2 separate regions of the Homo sapiens genome follow, and region 2 is linked to region 1. A link is a contact called in ENCODE Hi-C or POLR2A ChIA-PET data. All regions are on one chromosome and are shown on one strand. Each heading gives the region's core, a stretch centred on a gene start or an enhancer-like site at or near the end of the contact. The rest is flanking DNA. Distances are from core to core; before and after follow the strand shown.

What was found. A loop is a pair of places that touch in the nucleus more often than their neighbours do. ChIA-PET counts read pairs that join two places held with the same protein, here RNA polymerase II (POLR2A). Pooled maps may share reads with other maps.
Region 2: a loop to region 1 is called in a pooled map, with 4 times the contacts of the local background. The contact joins the promoter of CCDC24 here to the promoter of HYI in region 1. A Hi-C loop is called at or near these places in 2 of 50 pooled maps. POLR2A ChIA-PET finds 5 or more read pairs at or near these places in 2 of 52 experiments (OCI-LY7 and naive thymus-derived CD8-positive, alpha-beta T cell).

The regions. Positions count from the first base shown.
Region 1 is chr1:43,452,530-43,455,399 of GRCh38, reverse strand. It overlaps HYI (hydroxypyruvate isomerase (putative)), which reads left to right and starts at 1,469. Exons shown (of 8, transcript NM_001190880.3): 1 at 1,469-1,805; 2 at 1,903-2,014. The coding sequence starts at 1,607. It overlaps SZT2 (SZT2 subunit of KICSTOR complex), which reads right to left. Exons shown (of 72, transcript NM_001365999.1): 72 at 1,153-2,870. It overlaps HYI-AS1 (HYI antisense RNA 1), which reads right to left and starts at 1,473. Exons shown (of 2, transcript NR_174945.1): 1 at 1,347-1,473. RefSeq lists silencers at 1,433-1,732, 1,843-1,902 and an enhancer at 2,693-2,870.
Region 2 is chr1:43,989,893-43,992,983 of GRCh38, reverse strand. It overlaps CCDC24 (coiled-coil domain containing 24), which reads right to left and starts at 1,385. Exons shown (of 9, transcript NM_152499.4): 1 at 1,238-1,385; 2 at 980-1,137; 3 at 597-772; 4 at 345-461. The coding sequence starts at 1,105. It overlaps B4GALT2 (beta-1,4-galactosyltransferase 2), which reads right to left. Exons shown (of 7, transcript NM_003780.5): 7 at 1,816-2,686. The coding sequence ends at 2,536. RefSeq lists silencers at 932-981, 1,122-1,231.

The sequences.
Region 1 (2,870 bases), core at 220-2,719:
GGCAGAGCTGAAGAAACAGAACCTGCCAAGAATTTGGGTTCACCACGGGATCAGGCTGGATCCCTGGTGTCTGAGCTGGCCTCATTTGAGATGGAGTTGAGTGTTGACAGAACAATCAGTGGGAGCTGGGTGTTCCTAATGTTGCACTTTAAGCTTCTCTGTCAAAGTTAGCACAGACGATAGATCAAGATGACGTTTACTCATGAATTGTTGGGATATAAATTTATATTTTTCAAAGGAAATTTAAGATATCAACAACTTAAATATGTTCCTATTTTTGACCATGTAATTCTACCCATAAGAACCTGCCCAATCAGTTGGGTTATTGTAGATGAAAGTAAAATCATTCAAATTATCTCAAGAAACATTAAGAGGCTATACAGAGACAGAAACCCAGGAAAGTCTAAGCATCCCAGCCTTAAGTGCACAGACCTGGGGGCAGCTATGGGTTTGGGCACCCTTGGGATGACATGGGTTTCTCAGGGTGCTACCTCTATTCACAGGACTTGGTTCCCCTCCTTTCCGCTCTAGCTTTTCTTTACCATAGGACTGTCTTATTTCGTTTCTACAGCCCAGTCACCTTCTGGCAACACCACCTGTTGACTCTCAGCATTTCCTTGTTTGAACTCTTGATTGGTTAAATTACCTTTCCAAACGACGCAAGTAAGAGGTTTTTGGCCAGTCTATGGATTGGCTGCCCTGGGATCAGATGACCTCCCTGGTCCAATCAGCTGAGGCTAAGGCTAAAAAGGGACAGCTCACCCATAGCTGCTCCAATGGGGCGGTTTCCCTTGCAAAAGACTAGCGGCGTGAACGGGCAAACACTGTGATGGACATCTCTAGAAAAAGACTCGGAAAAGAGTCAGAGATAGGGACTAAGAAGTGCCTGAAAGTGCGCTTGCAGCGCGCGTGCACACACACGATATCCAACCACAAAGTACAATAATGACTTGCTGCTTAGGTGTGCGACAATGAGCAGCGAAGGCACTGACTTTGAAGGCTATTGGAAAACACGAGGAAATGCTCACAAAATAATATTCCATGAAAAAGAGCTATAAAACAGCATATACCGAATGATCAGAATTTCCAAAGAAAAAAATTGCATATTTTAAAATTTGGACGGGAAAGCCAACAGGCTAGTGGTGTGATAACTGGCGGTATAAAAGTGCTTCTTTATTTGGTCATACAGCTTTCAAATGTTGCTTAACGAACAGATAGCATTTTTATAATCAGAGGAAAGACTCAGTATTAAAGTGCGCGTCCCATCATTGCAACCGGGCCCTCGGGCAGCCAGCTCTCTCTTGCTTCGCGTCCGGCTCTCAGGCCCTGGAGCTCGGCCTCCCTACCTTCTCCAGGCGCGGGTCCTGCTCCTTTTCCGGCCGCCCTCGCTCCGCCCCTTCGCCTCTCCCCGTGATCCCTCTCTCGCTAACCGTAGGCGCTTTTCGTGAAGGCCCGGGTTTTTACAGCACTTCGCTTTTCTAACCACGAACAGTGCTCGTTCGTTCGCAGGGCCAGCAAGGAGAGCCCCGCCCCCGCCCGCCGCCCGCCGCCCGCCGCCCGCCGCCTTTGGATCCCGCGGACTCCGCCCGGCCCGGCCTCCCCAGGCATGGCGCCGCTGCGCTTCTCCGCCAATCTGTCCTGGCTATTCCCCGAGCTCTCCGGCCTCCCCGCGCGGGTGCGGGCCGCGGGCAGCTCGGGCTTCGAGGCCGTCGAGGTGGCCTGGCCGTACGCGGAGACGCCTGAGGCGCTGGCGCGCGCCGCGCGAGAAGCGGGGCTGCGGCTTGTACTGATCAACACGCCCCCGGGTGCGTCGCGGGCCGGGAGGGCTGGGAGGGCTGGGGGGTGCCGGGGCGCGGGCAGGGGAGTGTCCGAGCCGGGGGCTGAGGCCCGTTCTCTCTGCAGGAGACCAAGAGAAGGGGGAAATGGGGCTGGGGGCCGTCCCCGGGAGACAGGCGGCCTTCCGAGAGGGACTGGAGCAGGCCGTGCGGTATGCCAAAGCCCTGGGCTGTCCCAGGTACCCCGCTCCACCCCACCCCCACCCCTGTGACCCATGACCCTGATGCAGGTTCAGGGAGTCGAGGACGCCAGATCTGAGACGCTCAGAAGTCTGAGCCCACTGGTTTATCTCTGCCTCTGCGGTCCTGGTCCTTTGTAAATTGCCTTTTGTATTTTATCTGTCTTATGCCACTCTGTTTGCCACTCTTTCATGCTCACCCCATGCTGGGATCCCATGCTGGGAGCTCAGTCTGCCTAGGCAGATAGGAGAGTAAATATATACAGTGATGCATTTGAGGACAGGCCTATTCCAGGAAGCTGTGGGAGCAGGGTAGGCACCTAACCCTGTCTGGATCAGAGAAAGCTGCTTACAGGTAGTGATGCTTGGACTGTCTTCAAGGAGTGGGCATTGCTTGATGGGCAGGAAGTTGAGTGTTCCTTGCAAGGGTGCTGTGGCAAGAGGAGGCCTGGTGTATTTGGCAGCGTTCCTGAGGCTGGACATGTATGTAGCCTGTTGGGATGGGGAGGCCTGGAATGTCTGCTTGGAGCTGGATGTGGCTAAGATCAGGGGATGATGGGAGGAGGTGGACGGCTCAAAGTGGGGCTGATTCAAATGTCAAATCCTGCAGAGGCCAAACAGGCTCAGAAGGAACTGGCAAGAGGGGATCACTACTGGTCAATGGTGGGGGCAGAAAACAGATGGGAAAAGGCTAAGTAGATGCGAGGAGAGGAAGTAGAGACAGCAGCATGGAATACCTGAGAAGGGCAAGCAAAGGTCAGGACAATTTTTAAAGGTGAGAATTTAGCAGGTTACAGGTTGCGGAGAAGGACCGAGGGAAGGAAAGGTTTTGGAAAGTACTGGAGGCAGGAGGCGG
Region 2 (3,091 bases), core at 136-2,635, 540 kb before region 1:
ACTCCTGTTCTCTAGGCCAGAGGAACAACCGCCTGCTGGACATGGCTTCCTTTCTTCCCTCTTCCTACAAAGCTCTTCTCTTTCATCTCCCTGAAAACTGCTCCTCATACTACAACACGCAGATCAAACCACTTTCTCCAGGAAGCTTTGCCTGTCCCCAGGCTAGGCAGGTGTTTCCTCTGGGTTTCAGTAGCCCTCATGGGCTGATAATCTCTATCACAAGTGGCGGTGGAAGTGCCCAGCCCGTGACTGGAATCTCCTGCATGGAGCCAGGTGCAACCCACCAGTGGGCTAGGGCCCTCTGCCAAGCAGGGACAGATCCCTCTCTCCTACCATCACCTTACCTGGGCCCACCACCTCTCATCTGGAATATCTCCTGTTCTGGCAAATCACACCTGGGCTCCTCCAAGGCAAAGTGCAGGACCCTGGGGCTATACTGGACCCAAGCTTGGGCCTGGTCCCTGCAGAAGGTGCACAGGAAGGAAGCTGAGAGGCTCCTTTCTGGAAACCACAGAAAAGGCAACCCTGGCTCCTTGTTAGGGGCAGCGCTAGCCCACCTGGTATCTAGGGAAAGGGCCCAGGCCTGAGGCTCCCACCTGCCCTCACAGATGGCTTTGTGGCGGAGACCCTGGAGCAACTGCCGGAGCTCCTGGCGCAAGAGGTCCTTTAGGAGAGGCGGTGGTGCCAGAAGAGAAGAGGGGTCAGAGATGGGGCGGGAGCTGGGGGCTTGAGAGGATCGAGCCTCTTGGAGCAGTGCCCGTAACATCGCCACCTGCAAGGAGAGCTGGGATACCTTGCGACTGGGGAGGGGAGTGTCCGGAATGGTGGGGGCTGGGGGAGTGAGGGAGAGGGCGGAGTCAAAGGGGAGACCAGGATAGGATCTCGGGAGTTACCCGGCAGGGCCAGGGACCCGCAGAGGTGGGAAATCACCCGAGTCGTGGGGCAGGCCAGGGGCGTGGCCCACCTTCCCTCTCCCCACCTCCGCCCGCAGCTCCAGGCTCAGGTCCACCGCCGCCTCCCCCAGAATCCTCTTCACTTCGCGTCGCTCCCGGAGCGGAACGTGCTCCTCCACCAGCTCCCACAGCGAGGGGGAGTGCCGGAGCATGACCCACCGACGCCGCCGTCCCCGGCTCGGACCTACGGGCCGCAGGTCAGAGTGCGGGAGGTACCGCGGGCCCGCCGGCAACGCTCACCAAACCCCGCCCCTCTATGGGCCCCGCCCTCTCCCAAGCCCCACCCGTGCTCTGCCGCTGGTCCCCTCGGCTGGGATTGCCCGTTCCGGAACTGCCAGTCCTTGGCGCTCTCTTCTGCCCGGCTTTTGGCCGACTCGGATGCCGGGGGCCCAGAAACCAGGCAGTGGGAACCAGGGCCCTAGCCCCACCTCTTCCGCGTGGCCATCACCCGGGAAACCACGCCGCGACTCTAGGGCCCCGCCCCCTCCCGTGTTTGGTCCGGCGGGCGGCGCGTGCCGGCTGGGAGTTCAGACTCACCTCGGCGCTCCACCGAGCCCTGACCCAAGCACTTTGGGCTCGGCCCTGGGCACCTTTAGGCCTCAGGGAACGTGTTAAGACCTGAGAAATCTGGGTCCACGGGTTTATTACTTCGTCGCCTCCACTGTCCCGGAAGCAGTGCAAGGACAAACTTCCCCTTAAGGCCAGTGAAAGCCTAGGGAGTGGCAGCGCTTGGAGAACCAGGATGGCCCGGGTCAGGTTTACTTGTTGGGCCAGGTTCCCCAAGTGCCCTTCCACCACAACACACTCAGGGTAACCACGTTCAGGGACCCGACCCCCACCCCCAAACAGACAAGGGAGCTGCTCCATTCACGTTTTTTACTAAAGCACCCACACAAGTTTCTGTGCAATGTACAAACACAAGCCGGCCCTGGGGCTCCTGCCTCCTCTCTCAGACAGGGAGGCGGGAACCAGACTTACTGATCCAAGCCCCACCTGCCTCCCATGCAAAGGCCAACCCCAAGATCCCAGGCAGCGACACAGCATCCCCTCTGGTCCCCTCCTGGGGCTGCTCCTCAGCAGGGGGCGCACCAAAGCTTGCCCCCTACAATGTTGAATGAAAAAGGTTTCCCCTCCCCTGGGAGCAAGGGGGTTCCCAAGAGCTGAGAATTCCCCCTGGAAGAGACACTGCCCCCTAGACATACCTCCCACCCTTCCAGGCCCTAGGGGACTCAAGGGGGGGAAACTGAGGCACAGAGAGGTGGAGTGACCTAGCCCAGGCCACTCTGCGAGGCAGTGCAGGGGCTGGCCCGACCCTGACAGTGACTGGGGCTGGGCTAGGGGGAGGGGGTCGGGAAGGAGGGTTGACTCCAAAGAGGGCCACACTTGAAGAGCCTGCCCAGGCAGGAGGCCCCCCAAAGTGGGTTCTGAAACTTCCAGGTGTAGCTAGGGGGCCTAGTGAAGACCCTTGGAAAACAGAGCCCAGTCTCAGTCCTGGAGGTCCTCCACAGAGCAGCTGCCAGCCAGGCTGTGGTCAGTCCTCTGGCAGGCAATCTTCGGCACCGAGAGCCTCTGTCCATTAGTGTCAGCCCCGAGGGGGCCACGACGGAGGCCGCCCAATGTCCACTGTGATATTGGTGAAGAGTGGTTGCCGAGACACCTCCAAGACCTGGTACCGCACTGACCCAATGCCGTCCCGCTTCATGGTCAGCTTCGTGTTTTGAATCTTGGTAAACCTAGATAGGATGGAAATGGTCCACATCAGGGCTAACAACTGTAAACTAAAAATAAAATCCTACACCCCCCAACCAACTAAATGGACCCCCTTTTGGCCAAGGGGACCCCAGGGAACCTTAAAAACAGGGTTTCCAGCTATGATGGGAAGGGACGTCAAACATGCCATGTTATGCCCACGCCCTTTTGCAGCTTAGACACAACAAATGACCAGCATTAACGTCAAAGCAGAGATCACAAGACTGACAGAATGCATTGTTTGTGTCAATAAGATACCTAATTATAAATAGGATCTAAGGCCATGCCAGGCAAGGGTTAAGTCTTGCACCTCTGCACTTAAAGAAGAGACTATGCTCTAACTGCCGCGAGGATTTTCTTTTTCTGTAGCAGCTAAACAAGTACAGGAC